2 separate regions of the Homo sapiens genome follow, and region 2 is linked to region 1. A link is a loop called in an ENCODE intact Hi-C map of the cell type or tissue named here. Cell type or tissue: breast epithelium. All regions are shown on one strand. Each heading gives the region's core, and the rest is flanking DNA. Links, peaks and the distances in the headings are about the cores only.

Region 1 (8,327 bases), core at 88-8,087:
TTTTTCAAATTTTCTATTATATATATAGCCATCTTGAAAAAGATTAAATAGCATTCTGAAATAGAAAATTCAAGATTACTTCATGAAAACATTTTTCTTCCAGAATATTTGTTACTACTTTTCCAGTTCCATTTAACACACGTCATGCCAGGTATTATGCTAGGTGTTTTGGCTGCAAAGATGAGACGTTGACCCTGTTGGCAAACTTAGACTGCTAATTCTTCAGGGCCCAGCTCAAGTGTCCTATAACCAGTGTACCCTTATGTCTGGCCCTCAGTTCTCACCCCCTCTCCTGTTACCTGCCTAGTCCAAACCATCATCATCTCTCACTTTATCGTTCCCTACAAGGTTATTTTCCACCCAACAGGCAGAGTGATCGCGTGGACCTCCTTTTCTCAGACCCCCACACTTAGACCAGAATCCAAGCTCCTGACCATGACTCTTAAGGCTCTATGTGAGCTGGTCTATGCCAACTTCTGGACCTCCTTCATTCTGCCCAGCTATTAATGGTGGTCTTTTGGTTTCATCTACTCGCCAAGCTCATTGAGAGAAGCTTGTTCAAGGCCTTTACACTTGATGTGCCTTGAAAGCTGTTGACCCAGTTAGCTTCTAGCTCATTTTTTATACCATTCAGGTCTTTGCTGAAATATTCTCCACGGAGAAGTTTTCTCAGACTACCCTTTCAAAACTAGCCTACCTTTCCTGGAAATAATGGGTCTTCCCACACTAGTATATAAGTTCTACAAAGGCTGGGACTTTGTCCTATTTACTGGTTGTATTCCAAATGTGTAAAACAGGACCTGGCATGTAATAGTTGCTCCATACTTGTTGAACAAATGGTGGGTTCTAGGGCCAATGGGAAATTCAGAGTGGCTAGAGGATTGGAGGGGAGGAAAGCAACCAAAGTGAGGATAGAAAGGGATTTAGGGGCCAATCCATGAAAACCTAGGAAGCCCTGCTTAGGAGTTGGCCCTACTCATGTGACCTGGTCATAGAAACAGTGCCCTTCGCAGGTGAGATGCATATGGCAGAGTACAGCCTGTAGTTTCTGGGCGTGTTTAGAAAGTGAGAGAAGAGACCAGGTGCAGTGGCTCACGCCTGTGATCCCAGCACTTTGGGAGGCTGAGGCAGGCAGATCACCTGAGGTCAGGAGTTTGAGACCAACCTGGCCAACATGGTAAAACCTCGTCTCTACTAGAAATACAAAAATTAGCCGGGCATGGTAGGTAGGCACCTGTAATCCCAGCTACTCAGGAGGCTGAGGCAGGAGAATCGCTTGAATCCGGGAGGCAATGGTTGGAGTGAGCCGAGATCATGCCACTGCATTCCAGCCTGGGCAACAAGAGCGAAACTGTCAAAAAAAAAAAAAAAGACAATCAAAAAGCAAACCTCACATTGGCCACTGTTAATCATAATTAATAACGTCTGTGATATGTATAGTCTTTCTTCCAATGTGTTCCAAGTCTCGAGACGTGATCCCTTTGGCCCCCAGGCCCCTGCCACAATAACAACCTTGGCATGCGACTCACCACCCTCTGCTGCCATATAATACCCTCCTATTTATCACCCGTCTTACCCCTTCCTTTCCAAGTGAAATAATTTATGCCTTATTTTTTCTTCTCTTCCTTCCCTGCTCAAACCACAACCCATGTAATTTTCATTGCCCTCTTTAGAACCTGCTTGTGTCTCAGCTCCTGCCTTTTTATACAGAAGGGGAGCCAACCTGAAACAGTATGGATGAAGAGATGCGCATTTTTAAATCACCCTCCATACATAGTGGCATCTTCTTCTGGACTGCATTCTTTTCCAGCGTACAGTCTCCTTGAAAGACAGATGACTAAATCCTTGTGCCTTAAAATTATTAGCAGTCTTAGTGCTCATTTGAGGTTAAATTCCCTACCCATAGCATGAGATTTATCCATGTGCTTAAATAATAGAATTAAAGGATTGATTCTGCTGTGCTTCATATAATGACGCTTACACTTAGGAAGGAATATAATATTTATTGTGTGCCTCCTGTATGCCAGGCACTGTGGACCCACAATTTGATGAGGCTGATATATTATTCCCATGGGAGAACTGAATTTCAGGATCATTTGCCTGAGGTCCGTGTCTGCCCAAAGCCAGAGGCAGTGCTCTTCGCACTGCACCACACAGCCAGCCTCAATCCCACAGCACTCGAAGGTGCACCAAGAGTTTGTACAGATGTCTTGTCATTTCAGTCCTCGTAACAGCCTATAAGATGGCAGTGTCATCCCCAGGTGGCTTGCCAAAATGCAGCACTGCTGGGATGGACTTTATGTCTCTTTTCCTCCAGCTCTTTCTTCCTTGTTTGTTTTTTGTTTTTGAGACAGAGTCTCACTCTGTCACCCAGACTGGAGTGCAGTGATGTGATCACGGCTCACTGCAGCTTCTGCCTTCTGGGCTCAAACGATCCTCTCACCCAGCCTCTCTAGTTGCTGGGACAAAAGATGTAAACCATCACTCCCTGCTAATTTTTGTATTTTTTGTAGAGAGAAGGTTTTGCCATGTTGCCCAGGCTGGTCTTGAACTCCTGAACTCAAAGGATCCACCTGCCTCAGCCTCCTTAAGTGCTGGGATTACAGGCATGAGACACTGCGCCTGGCCAGCTCTGTGGCTTTCTGATTTGGAGTCTGGTGCATAGGGTCCTGGTGCATGTCACTGTGGTGGGTGGAGGGATTTGAATCTGGCTCTTGAAGAGAGCATTGGTGGGAGATGCTGGAGGAGCCACAGCCCGTGTGACATCAATAAGAGCAGAGACATGGGCCTAGAAGAGGCTGTTGTCCCTTTCCTGCTGAAGGAAGTGGAGAGAAGTGTGGCCGGGACCTGGAAGCATCAGAGTGAGAAAAGGGTCAGGGTTGGACAAAACAGCAGCAAGGAACCAGAGAAAGCAACAAGGAGGGTATCGGGACACCCCATCTAAATGCTGTCACTTTGAAGTGGTGGGGCCTTGGGTAAACCACTTCACCTCTCTGAGCTCATGTATTACAGTTTTTATTGTGGAGTCTATGGGCAAACCTCATCACATCCTGGAATGCCACTTTCTCCAAGGAAAGGTCTGGCTAACCCGACTGCTCACCAGCTGATTGTGGTTAACTATCCCACGACAAGCATGAAATATTGGTGTGAAGAACCCAGAGACTCACTTATTTTCCCCACCCTTCCACTGACCTTGAGAGAGATGTTGGGCAGATTGCCACCCCTCTCTGGGCCTGTCTCCTCATCTGTAAAGCAAGGATGCTAACATATCTCATGATGAAGGAGAAAGCATTTAATCAGCTATATACAATATTGTTACTAAAATGCTCTGACAGAAAAAAGGCTTCTAGACGAAATTAGAACAGGGTGAGATATGTGCCAAGGGACCTAGAAAGGCTTCTTGGAGGAGTGTGGTGTGAACTAGGTCACAAAGACTGGATAGGTCAGCAGGTAAGGATGCAGAACTGGTGTGGATGGCCAGGGCAGAGGCCCGGTGTCCTATCAGAACAGGAGGGCTACTGCTGTGTCTCTTTCCTTCCATCTGACTCCATCAGCATCCTCCACTCTCACAGCTCAAGCCCGTGAGTCTCAATTCTAAGAGGCTATTGGTGGAGACACATTTTCAATTACATAATAGCTTTTAGGGGAATAAAACATATTTCAGCTATAAACATACACTAGTTTTATGTTGCATCTCAATTTCAAAACCATTAAACTGTGGGGATAAAATGTATCTTAGAATTGAAAAAATACAGTTATCTCACATCAGAATGAATACTACCAAAAAAAGTCATGTGGACTTTGGAACCAATGTTCAAGTTTCTGTTCTGTCACATACTAGCTTTGTTATTCTGGGCAAGTCACTTGATTTATTTAGGCATCAGTGCATTTTTAAATGGTCTATAAATTGGGCATAGGAGGCGAGCAGTTAAGGTTGTTTGAGTCTGAATATTGGTTCATTTTGGGAAGAGGTCTCCAGGAACATATTTTGTCAAATTATGGGTTGCCATTGAATAACTATATGTTGTCATTTTTAGAATAGCATAACACAGACCAACGGTTCTCAACTGGGGGTGATTTTGCCCCACCCCCACCCCCTAGTGACATTCGGCAATATCTGGAGGCATTTTTGATTGTCACAACCGTGGTGCAAGGAAGTGGTACTGGCTTCTAGTGAGTAGAGGCCAGGGATGCTGCCGAGCATCCCACAGCCCCACAACAAGGATCATCTGGCCCAAAATCCCCATAAAGGTTAGGAAACCCTGACATTGAGATGAAGAACATAGATTGTGGAGCCTAACTGCCTTGATTTGAACCCTAGTTCTGCCATCTCTAGCTGTGTATCCTTGGGTCAGTTGCTTCACTTCTGTCCTTCAGCATCTTCATCTGGGGAAGGAATAATAACTGTCTTCCACATACAGTGGCTGTGTGGATTACTAGGACCTACTGCAGGTGGAGCATTTCAAGCAGAGGCTGGCATCCAGGAGGCACTCAGTGTCAACTCTTATTTCAAGTACTCAGTGAGCACTAGACTTGGTGAAACTACCTGGTGATCAGAACCAAGACTTCAGATAAGATACTTATCTCCATGAGCCAAAGTTTCTCCAGCTGTAAAAAAAACAAAAACAAAACAACAAAAAAACACGTTTCGGGGATCAAATGAAATCAAGAATATGATAGCACTAGGGAAACAGTGGAAAATCTTACAGATACACTTGTATCATTATTATTGCCTCAAACTCTATCCAGTAAGAGAATGTTCTGGGGTGAAGCAATAAACTCTCCCGGGCCAGGCTGTAACTCAGCAGAAGGGACAGCCAGAGAGAGGAAGTGCTCAGAGCAGCACGTTGCAGGCCCAGTCCTTAAGTGCATCCTCAGCTGTGAGTCCAGGAAGTCGCCTTTATTGCTCTGTTATGTGCAAACTGCGCCCCAGCTTCACATACCACTTTCCCCAAAGGAGCGCTTGGCAAACCAGCATACACGCCTGCTCTGCAGACTCTAAACTCTGGGAAAAACAACAGCATAGATGGAAAGAGAGTGCTCTATAAGCCTTTGGCCAGGGATCTCTTCCTGCTCCACCTCTGTCTTCTCTGGCCCCAGTTTTCTGAGCTCTTGGATGAAGGAACTAGATTGCTGGCCTGAACTCCAAGGCCTACTGGAGCCCTCGTTCTAACCACACAGAACTGAGTGAGGATTTTTATTATCTTTAATAGGGAACAATTATATAGCAGGGACTGTGTCTATCAGTTTACATAAATAAAGTTGTGTTGGCGGGGTGTGGTGGCTCATGCCTGTAATCCCAGCACTTTGGGAGGCTGAGGTGGGAGGATTGTTTGAGGCCAGGAGTTCGAGACCAGCCTGGCCAACAAAGCGAGACCTTGTCACTAAAAAAAATTTTTTTAAGTTATGTCTCAGAAGCACCTCGTGAAACATTGGGTATTATGGCCATATTGTTGATACCACTGAGGCTCAGAGACGCTGAGCAACTTGCCCAGAATGCATAGAGCAAGATCCATATCACTCACCCAACACACTGCAGTACCCCAAGCCAGAACATGCAAAGATTTTGGCAAACACTAGGCACTTAATACTGTTAATTGAGTTTAATGAATGAATACAAGGGGAAATCACAAAGTAGTTTGTTCCTCATTGAGCTCTGTCCACTCCGTCTCTCACCACATCATCTCCTCTCCTTGTCTCAGCTCCCAGTGCCCACTCACTCTTGGAAGAGCTCTGCACCCTCTCAGCAGCAAGTAAAACTGTTTTTTGGGGGGTGGGGGCTGGAGTCTCGCTTTGTCGCCAGGCTGGAGTGCAGTGGCACGATCTCGGCTCACTGCAACCTCTGCCTCCCGGGTTCAAGCGATTCTCCTGCCTTAGCCTCCTGAGTAGCTAGGACTACAGACACCCGCCACCATGCCCAGCTAATTTTTGTACTTTTAGTAGAGACGGGGTTTTGCCATGTTGGCCAGGCTGGTTTTGAACTCCTGACCTCAGGTGATCCGCCCGCCTTGGACTCCCAAAGTGCTAGGCTTACAGGCGTGAGCCACTGTTCCCAGCCAGTAAAACTGTCCTTAGGGACCTTCAGTGACAACTATAGAGAACCGTCCTTCTCACTATTCTATTTGGTGAGGCTGCTCTGTGCCAAGCCCTGAGTGGGCTTGAGGACACAGACCTGAGTCATCCCTGACACTTGATTTGAGGGAAGTTCATATCTGTGGGAGGTGGGTGGGAGTGAGTGGGAGACTGATGAGAAAACCGGCTAGTTACAAGATGGCACAATAAAAGCAATCCTTGAAGGGGAAAGGCTCAGGAAAGCCTTCCCTGGAGTGGGAGGAGGGGGGCAGGCAGAGGTGCAGTGAGGCTTCTTTTAAAATTTGCACACCTGTATTTGACATGGACTGGGCCACAGCTGCCCCCTCCCATCATCCCAACTTATCCTACATTCAGTGTCCTGACACCACATGATGGAAAACTGAAAAATAGTCTCTGTCTAGCAGCTCAGAATCAGGACTGGGGAAAAGGAGGAAAGTAACTGCTGCTAGGGACCTACTATAGGCCAGGCACTTTAATCTACTTTAACTTAAAACTAGCCTGTGAGATAGATAGACCCATTGTAGAGTTAGGAGGAAATGAGGTTCAAAGAGGGTAGACAATTTGCTGATGTGACGGTTCCAGAGGAAATTGCTTATAAGGATAAGTAGGTCAGGCCAGGTGCTGTGGCTCATGCCTGTAATCCCAGTACTTTGGGAGGTTGAGGTAGGCTGATCACTTGAGCCCAGCAGTTTGAGACCAGCCTGGGCAACATGGTGAGACCTTGTCTCCATTAATTTTTTTTTTTTTTAATTACCTAGGCATGGTGGTGCACTTGTGTGGTCCCAGCTACTAGGGAGGCTGAGGTGGGAGGATCACCTGAGCCCAGGAGGTCCAGGTTGTGGTGAGCCATGATTGTGCCACTGCTCTCCAGCCTGGGTGACAGTGAGACCCTGTCTCAAAAAATAAAAATAAATAAAAAATAAATGAGGATAAGCAGGTCAATAGGCCTCCCCATTTTGGGTCCTTTTGGAGGTCCACCCTCCTATGGCCCCTGAGAGGGGCAGTATAGGGGTGTCCAGTGAGCTGCAGAATCTGGGTGGGAAGTGAGTACAGCCCAGTTTCCACAGAGCCCTACCAGTTTCTCTGGTCAAACTAATTCAGGTGCCCTCTCCTCTGGAGTGCCCATGGGGATGGTCTAAAGGACAAGAACAGGCAATGCAGCAAGACACTCCTAGATCACTGTCCAGTGGTGGCAGAGACTTGGTGGCAGTGTTCTCATTCTCAGAAAAGAATGAGAGACCAAGGGGAAGGCTGAGGAGAGGGACCTTTCACCTGTTTCTGGGGGCTGCCCAAGAGCCACCAACAGGCTACTGTGGGAACCTCAGTCCAACCTGTAGAGCTCAAGATCCTGCCTAAACCACCCACAATGAGTAGAATTGTGGACAGGAATAGCAAACTACTGCATGCCACCACTCATTAACCCGGTCACAATCACTCCCAATGATCTAATTCTCCACTTCCCCATCCACCTATCACTTCCTCCTCCCTCCTTTCAGTCATTCCCCTATTGCACTCAGTAATTTATTTCTTTCAATGAGTGGGGACACCCGTCAGGCACCTCAAGCACTTTGTTAGGATCCAAGAAGCCTTCATCATGGTGCAAAAAGCATGAGATTCAACCCTTGACAGATGACATAGAACTTTGGCAGAGAGAAACGAGTTAAAACAAAAGCAGTCCCGATGGAAAGAATGGTGGGAGCTAAGGCAGAGAAGTATTAAAGTCTCGGAGAAATGTTGGTGATCATTTGTCATTTACTTTGTCATTTACTTTGACAGAGCAGTGTTTCCCAGGAATGTTTGACCATGGAGAATCTCAGATCAGTGGCCTGAGGAATGCACTTCAGGAAAAGCTGGGAGGTGTGTGTGTGTGTGTGTGTGTGTGTGTGTGTGTGTGTGTACAGGAAGGTGAGGGCATTTGTACTTGCTTCTGGAGGTGGTGATCCCCAACATCTAATACACAGAATACTAGTCCTCAGGGATGCTGTATTAGTCTATTCTTGCATTGCTGTAGAGAACTACCTGAGACTGGGTAATTTATAAAGAAAAGTGGTTTAATCAGCTCATGGTTCCACATGCTGTACAGGAAGCATGGCTGGGAGGCCTTAGGAAACTTACAACCACAGTGGAAGGCAAAGAGGAAGTAGGCACATCTTACATGGCTGTAGCAGGAGGAAGAGAGAGAGGAAAGGGGGAGGTGCTATGCACTTTCAAAAAACCAGATCTCATGACAACTC
Region 2 (8,327 bases), core at 74-8,073, 61 kb after region 1:
CTTCCATGGTAGGCCACGTGGTATGGTAAGTTCATTCTCACCTCTCACCTTCCTTTTGGGGGCAGCAGCCCTGAAAGAAAAAGTGTGAGGGCTTTGGGGTCAAGTCCGCTCTGCGGCTTCCTGCATTATGCCCTTGGGGACCCCACTTCACCTCTCCTGCCTCCTTTGACAGCTGCTGTGAGGATTTCATGAGCCACCTGCAGTTATAGGAAAACCCCAGGCCCTGGACACATATCCTCATATCCTCCCCCAGGCCCTTCTCTCCAGCCCCTCTGCGTCCAGGGTAGTCAGCAGAGTCAGCAGCAGGGGCCAGGCTGAGGTCAGGGCTGTGCTGAGGCAGAGGAGGGTCTGTCCTGCCCGGGCACAGGAGTCCAGCCTCTGCCTTCAGAGTGGGTGACCCCCTGGGGGTATCTGCCAGGGTCCTGCTTAGTGTCCCTAGCAGGGGACAGTGGGGTCTCTGACACAGATAATGCTGCTCATCCCTGGCCCAGAGCCCGTTTTAGGGTAGAGCTGACCAGCTGCTCCCTGGGAATTATGCTACACTGGGTGCTGAACACGCACGCTTACAGCCCCTGCCTCCATCTCACAGTCTACGACACTGTCTGAGGCCGTCTCCTGCTGCTGTCACGGACACCATAGACTGGGTCATATATAAAGAACAGCAATTTCTTTCTCACAGTTCATGAAAGCCCTTCCACACCCCAAGGCTGCACCAGGCCCCACATTCTGAGGCCACTGAACACCAGACACCTCCCTGCACCTGCCCCGGGATGGGCGACCCTGGAGCCCAGCCAGGCTCCTATCCACACGGTGGGTGCCCCTTTTCTGGGCCATCCTGATGCTTCTGTCAAGGCTCTGGAGTCCTCCCCGACCCCAGCACACTCCCCAGGCCTGCCGCCCCGGTCCCTCTGCCTTCTTCCTCGGCCCTGTGCCGTGCCTCCCACACTGTGGGCAGAGCTTCTTCCTCAAGCACCTGCGTCCTGTGCAGCAGCCTCCCCAGCACAGGCCTCACAGGCATTTACCGCCCTCACTGTCCCCCACATGCCCCATCCAGCCTCCACTCCCATCGCTGTGTCCCCATCGCGTCTTGGTCTTTGAGCCATACCATGGGCCACCCTTGTGCCCAAATGGGCCGGGTCTCCTCAGGCGTTCAGTGTGTTTTTCTCTCTGCCTGGAACTTTCCTCCCAAAAGCGAACATTTCCTAGGTGCCTAGATTCACCCTGAGGAGCCCTGTTTGTTTGCGGGTGATGTCTGCATCCCCCTGGAATGAGTGAGGCAGATTCGGAGGTGGGGAGCCCGGGGGAGGAAGTGGGTAGTCCAGATGAGGGATGGGAGAAGCAGGCTGCAGGGAGATGGGGAGGTGGGGAGTGCCTGAGACAGAGTCCCAACCCTTCCCTGGGCCTGTGTCAGCCACAGGGCCCTGCAGATGGTACCCCCCAGCCCCTATCAGGATCATAGGGAGTCAGAAAGAAGTCCCCTAATGTAGATGGGAATCCCAGCATCCAGAGAGGGCCAGGGACCTCCAGAGTCACAAGGAGGCAGGGACAGGGCCTTCCCAGTCCAGCCCGGTGAAACCTCCTCTGGTGCACTGGTGCCCCTACCCCCACCCCAGGGCCCCACCTAGGGGAGGTGTGGGCATAAGTAGCTGAGACCAGCCCCCCTGCCCAGCCTTGCCCAGAAACATCCCACAGAGTCCCATGGCAGGCGGGCTCAAGGGCACCTGGCTTCCCCAGCACCCTCGCCCACCATGGCCCCTGCACTTTCCCGTCTGTGATTTCTGGCAGCAGGAAGGAGCTGGCCGGGTTAGTATTATTTTCCTGGTTTGCCTGACTGCTATGATGGTTCCTAAAATCACACAGTGGGGCTGCTACCATCCTGTTTGGGAGCCGGGGGGCTCCTTATCTGAGCAGACCACAGCTCCGCTCCCGCCTGGAGCCCAGCCAGGACAGCCACACAGGTGCCCTGAGGTCATGTAGCAAGAGCAGTGGTAGAAAGCTTAGGCAGGGGACCACCGAGGACACTCGCACACATTGTCTCGCTGGACACTTCAGCCAGTGGGTCAACTGGGCAGAAACGGAGGTTCTGAAAGGGTAAGGGGCTTGCCCAAGACCACTCCACAGGTCCCAAGTTTCCAGGCCCTTGTGCTGTTTCTTCAACCCCCACCCCAGACAGTGAGCAGGGAGGTTCCAATGCCTTGGCCCCATCGGGGGAGACCTGGCTGTTCCTGCTCCCTGCCTCCCCTTCTTCCACGACGTGGCCAGAACCTGGCTGGGAGCAGGAGGCCGGGGTCCTCGGCAGCCCCTGGCATGGCAAGCTGGGTGAGTTCCCCTCTGAGCTCTGGACTCGTGGCTGCTCTGAGGACCCCTGCCCAACAATGGCCGAATTCTCACTCCCCCCACCCAGGCCCTCATCTCTCCACAGGGCATGAGGCCACCAAGTCTCTCCCTACTGGGAATGGGAGACCTAAGGTAGTGGTCAGAGTCTCTCTCTGCCCACAGGACCAGTGGGCACCCCAGGAGTCTGTTCTAAGGAACCCCACTGTTCCCTGTTCTAAGGACAACAGAAGGCAGCAGGTGGTTCTGGGCCAGCCGAGTGGCCTAGGTGGCAAGCTGCAGGAAGGAATGGCCGCAGGACTAGCAGGGCCCTGCAGCCTGGCTGGTGGTCCCCGAAGTCGTCTGTCGAATGTTGGCTTCGCAACTCAGGCAGTCTCCTCAGCTCCCCAGCCTTAGTGTCCTTGCCTGGAAAGGGAGGAAGTGGTAGCACTTATTCCATGCAGTTTCGTGAGGATCCCGTGTTAGGGCCTATGAAGCACTTAGCAACTGTCGGACACCTAGCAGATGCTTGACAAGATGCAGCTGAGTATTATTCGGAATATTTTTTAACAAGTGGTGGGCAGGGCCAGCTTCACTAGGAGCAGCCCTGGAGCTGAGGGCTGGACCTGATTTAGAGGCAGGCGAGTCCCTCTCCACCGAGCGCCCACCCACAGTGTCAGCCCATCATCAACTCCGCCCTGAACATCTCAAGGGGGTGTTACTGCTATCTCCACCTGCAGGAGTGCCCTGTGAGGCTGCACACATTCGAGGGTAGATCTGGGTCTCTATGGGGTCCTGATGCTCATATGCCACACTCCACCTGGCCACTCATGTTTAACCCTGCCCTCTCCTTGCGAGGGGGTGTCTCTGAATATGTGGGCTACCCCAGGAGCTGCTGGTGCCCTGCCCTCACTCTGCTGTGGGGACCTGACCTGTCTTCTCGTGCCCAGCTCTTTCTGGCTCAGCGCAACTGCAGAGCTGTCACCTCAGCCTTTGATGACATCTTTACTTCTTGCGCCCTGTTGTTCAAGCATCCGATCTGGCCCCTGTCTTCTCCCTCAGCCTTTGAACTTGACCAGGGTTGGGGCTGGGTCACCCACCGTCTGGGCCTCCCCACAGGTGTGAAGCTTCAGGCAATTCCTTCCCCAGCCACTGCCCCCTGTTTCACCCCCTCACATGCAGACACCTGCTGAGTGGTATTCAATGACAATACGTTCCCTCGGTCAGCAAATATTTGCCGCCTGTGGTTCAGCCCACCTGCAGGCCACCCAGGATAGGAGCAGAGGGGAGAGTGGCCATGAGCCAACAGCGGCAGGCTGCAAAGGACACCATTATCATCTCTGGCTGCATCACCAGAAATGTGGGGGCCAGGACCCTACATTTCTCCAAAGCTGGACATGGAAGGAATGTTCTACTTTGGAGAACGGCCTGCTCTGGGCTCCATGGACAAACTGGACCTTGTCCAGAGGAGGCAAAGTTAGACAGATCCTCCAATGCTTCCTGACGTCTGGTTGTTGAGACTATTACATATGGAAGATAGAATTTGAGATGATTTTAGGTGATTCATGAAAAACTTACAACATCATATAGAATAGTGTCATAAACCCCGTGTCTGAATCATCTGACTTCAACAATCATGGTAAAACATCCAGTTGCCTCCACCTCCAGCGTGAAGTCTTCACTCATCTCAACATTTTGGTCACAGCATTGACTTCTCCTGGGACCCTTGAGCTGGTTGAAAGCAGGAGTGACGCTGGTCTATGTGGGTCCTCAGCCCACGACAGGGCCTAGTCCACTTTAGGTGGCATCAAGGTAGTTGGATTGAATCAACAAAAGAAGGTGGGAAGGACCCAGCGGCCCAGCATCTTCTGAGCACCCGCTCTGGTTAGGGAGCTCTCCCACCTGTCACCCCCTTGTGAAGGAGGGACTATAAGCCCCATTTTACAGTTGAGGAATTGGAGACAGAGAGAGGTTGAGTGTCTCACCCAAGTTACACAGCATTATGTGGAAGAGGCGGGTTGGGAATCTACCTCTGTCTGGTCCTAAATGGCTCTGTAATTTTTGTCAATCCACACCAGAAAGATTTTGCCATTTTTTTAACAAAAGGAAGTTGATTTGGGGAGCAGTTTGGGGTGCCCCAATCCTGTTCCTGTCCCTATTGCCTGAAGGGCCTGGCCTTAGTCAGCTGGGCGAGTGAGATGGGGGACATGGTCTTCCACACCCCCAAAAGGGCATCCCCTCCTCTGCCACCACTCCCAGTGTCCTTAGAGTGGAGAGGACACACTGTCCTCAGCCCTAGACCTGCTGGTCACTTGCCTAATCCCGCTGCCTCTCCATCCTCCATCAGTGCTCAAGGGGGCACAGGGCATCGGGTGGCTAACCTCTCAGGGACTTGGAGACCTAGTAGGCTGACCCACCCACTCTTCAGACAGAAAGACTGAGGCCTGGAGAGGGGAAGAGGCTTTTGAAGCAATTCTAGGGTAGTCTTTCTCATGCATACGCTGTGCCTTTGTTGAAAGGGATCCTACGTTTGTGTCCCGGCCCTTGCCTGACTTGCTGGTTATGAGGGTCAGTATTATCATAACAACCCTATAAGGTAAACATTGGTATTAGTGTAATCACACAGATGGGGCAGCTGGGACAGAGAGGTGAAGGTGACCTTGCCCACAGTCACACACAGGTGTCTGGGATTTGAACCCAGAAGCGTGGCTCCAGAGTGCCCATGCTTAGGTAATTGCTGGGCTTCCAAGGGGGCTGGGTAATGCTGCCCTTGGCCTGAGGTCCCCCGGTCTCTTGCAGTGCACCCCTCACCTAGTGCATCACCCACTCACTTGCCCTGCAAAGGAGGCTTGGATGGGCTATTTGCCCCCGCACTCCAGCAGGAAGCAGGGAAACAAGAGGGCCCTGGCGGAGCTGCCGTCTCCCCTGGCTCTGCTGAGAGCACCCCAACCTACCCAGGGCCAGGTGGGCCTCCCCAGTTCATCCTGCTCGCAAAGCCAACAGACCGTGGCGTCTGCAGACCGTGACCTCCTCCCGGCAGACAGCAGCTCTGGCAGCTCCATCGTCATTGCCAACTCCAATGCCTCAATGCACATGGCGGGGCCCAGCCACAGAGCCCAGCCCCTGCCTCCCTGAGCCCACCCATGCGAGCCAGAGAGGGGCTGCGGGTGGTGAAGGAGGCCTGGGATGGAGGGGCAGGCTGACAGGCAGGGTCAGCAGGGCTGTGGTGTGGCTGTGTGACCTTGGACAAGTGACTTGAGCTCTCTGAGCCTGCCTCGCTTCACCCATTCTTTTGTAGTGGCTCTTTCAGGGAGCCACAGTGTGGAAACAGGATTTGTAAGGGGCAAACCACTGTGCGGATGGGAGGGGCTCCTGCTATGCTCCTGTTCTCTCCCATGACCCATTTGTCCTGCCCTTTCCAAGTGACCCCTGTGGTCACGTCACATTGACGTGCGCTTCAAGGACCATTGCCCTGGCTCGAGGGCCAGCTCTGCATACACTCACGCCAGACCGTCCCAGGCAGGCGGGGGCCGCGGGGTCTCCCATCTAGCCCCTGCCTATGCAGAAGAGGCAAGAAGGCCTGGACAGGAAGCCGCCTGGGTGTGGGAGCAGCGAGCACAGGAGAGGGTGTGGGCTGCAGTGGAGGCAGCCAGGCCTCCTGTGGAGCTGTGAGGAAGGCACAGCTTTGGAGTCAAAGAGCCCTTCATTCAGGTTTTGGCCTGAAGACCTGGGGTGCACGGGGCCGTGCTGCCGTGCTGGTTGACCCTGCACCACTCTGGGGGCCACCTGGCCCGAGACTGTCAACAGGAATTTGTGTATTTTTTAAGACAACGTTGTGCTTGCAGGAAGGGGTGGCTTTGGTGGATGTGCGAAGGTGCCAGCTCCCCTTCTGTCATTTATCTCTTCCCGCCTCTCCTGCACTTGCTCAGGGACTGCTCTAGGGAAAGGACTGGGTCTGATGGTCTCTACCCGGAACCCAGGACAGGGCCTGCCAGGCATTTGCTGAGTGCTTGAGTGACCCCTTGTGTGTGCCCAGCACCTGAGGACCCTGTTCAGGGCCTGCACCCGAAGGAGCCCCTCAAGCCCCGGACAGATGCAGGGACATGAAATGCCCAGGTGGGCCAAGAAGGACATCCCCACAGGTCCAAGCCCACAGTGTGTGATGTCCCCCCTGCCTACCCAGAGACCCCCTGCCAGGGCTGTCTGCAGGCCTTCAGGGTATACCTGGCACACAGGACCAACTGGGGGGTTGGGGACTGCAGTCAAGCCGGGGTCTGACCTTTGTTCAGACTCACACATCTCCCCAGAGCCTCCCAGGCCTCCCAGTCACTCCCTTGGGTCTTGGGTTCAGGAAATTGGAAGAGATTTCAGGTATAGAAAGGGTCACTGTGATGCTGACATGTGACATGACAATGTGGTGAAAGGTAGCACCCGTGGGCTCTGAAGTCAGACAGAGCCAGTCCGAAGTTCAGCTTTGCCACTTGCCAGCTGTGTGATCTTGAAAAAGTTCCTCTCCGAGCCTCAGTTTCACAGCATTAAGAAAGAAAACTGCTCCCAATCCTTGCTGGGCTGTAATTACTTCCCTGTCACATTCACTTAGCAATTTCTGCCTCACTTGAGCTTCTCATCAGGCCTGCATTTTACCCCTGGGAAACTGAGGCTTGATGAGGCGGTAGTCCCGGCTTTGCCATGTGACCTTAGGCAAGGCACCTCCCTTCTCTAGGCCAATGAAGAGGTCAGAGGAGACGTTCCCCTGGGTCTCATCTGCCCTCTGGAGTCTGTGTTTAGGTTTTGTGGTCTGGCCTCTGGGATCTTGACTGTTCCCACTCAGTTGGGGGGTGTAAGCCTGGGCCTGTGTGTGGGTTGCGTGTGTTGGGGAGGAGGGAGGCAGTTGTTTTTGGTCATCAGCTGGCCAGGCCAGCCCCTGGGGGTGCATCCTCGGAGCCCTATCTCTACATGAACTTTCTCTCATCCCCAAATTGCACACAAGGCACTTTTTGGGATCGATTTACCTCCCCTGTGGCCCCCCTGGCCCATTTTACATTTGTCAGGAAGAAATCGGAGGAGCCATAGCTGCCCTCCCTCACCTCACCCACCCCGGGGACATTCCAGGATTAGACAGGAGTGGAGGTGACAGCACAGAGAAGAATAAATCTTGAAAGACAAGGTTCCACATTTTCTCCATTTAGTACAAAGCAATGCATTCCAAAACCCAGTTCAGCCAAGGGGAGCGTGGAGGCTGGAGGCAGGAGAGGAGGGCAGAAGTCTAGATTTTGATAAACAGAACCTGCTCCCCGTGAGTAGGGATGCTCAGCCTGGGCCCACCAACAAGGCAACTGTGTCCTGGATTCATTGCCCGCTGACTGGCCAGAGTCTGACATTCTGGCCGCCCTCCACTGGCTATTCTAGCCACCATCCATCAGGTCATGCAAGGCATGAGGCCAGGAGGGAGCAGGGAGGCCTGGGGCTTTGCAAGGTGTGAGCCTCTGTGGCTGGAGGGTTTCAGCAGAGATAAGAGGACCACTGGGCGAGGAAGTTATATGAGGACCCCAGCCCGGCTCCAAGTCAGACAGGCGAGGGTTTGCCTGTTGGCTCCCTCTTCCACTAACTGGTTGCCTTTAGCAGTTGTCTGTTACCTGAGCCTCTGTTTTCTCATCCGTAACCTAAGGATGATTACACCTTCTCCCAAGATTGTTAGGGGGACCAAAAGTGGCAGTGTCTGTTCCATTCCCAGCCGGAGGCATAACAGTGGGAACAAAAGGAGTATCGTGGTAGTGGGATTTGCTGTGTCGCTGTCTCACTATGGTCACTGTAACAAATTCCCACAAACTCAAGGACTTAACACAAATGTATTACCCTACAATTCCATAGGACAGAAGTCCAAAATGTACTTTATTGGGCTAGCATCAGAGTGTCAGAACTGCGCTCCTTTACAGAGGCTCTGGGGAGATCCTGTTCTCTTGCCTTTCCCAGCTTCTAGAGGCTGCCCGCACTCCTTGGCTAGTGGCCCCCTT

The links. Hi-C counts contacts between places; a loop is a spot of excess contacts. Peaks named below come from ENCODE experiments on the same cell type or tissue, not always from the same donor. Only the 100,000 strongest peaks of a DNase experiment are listed, where the experiment ranks them.
Region 2: a loop joins it to region 1, with 13 times the contacts of the local background. A loop is called at or near these places in 1 of 110 quality-filtered maps.

The regions. Positions count from the first base shown.
Region 1 is chr11:76,335,998-76,344,324 of GRCh38, reverse strand. No RefSeq gene overlaps it. Among named protein-coding and RNA genes, the nearest start is that of THAP12, 41 kb to the left of the region's middle. In breast epithelium, for the core only: no CTCF peak of the experiment used is centred there; a DNase peak (open chromatin) is centred at 4,867; H3K27ac peaks cover 2,488 bases.
Region 2 is chr11:76,275,020-76,283,346 of GRCh38, reverse strand. No RefSeq gene overlaps it. Among named protein-coding and RNA genes, the nearest start is that of TRP-TGG2-1, 43 kb to the right of the region's middle. In breast epithelium, for the core only: no CTCF peak of the experiment used is centred there; no DNase peak of the experiment used is centred there; H3K27ac peaks cover 749 bases.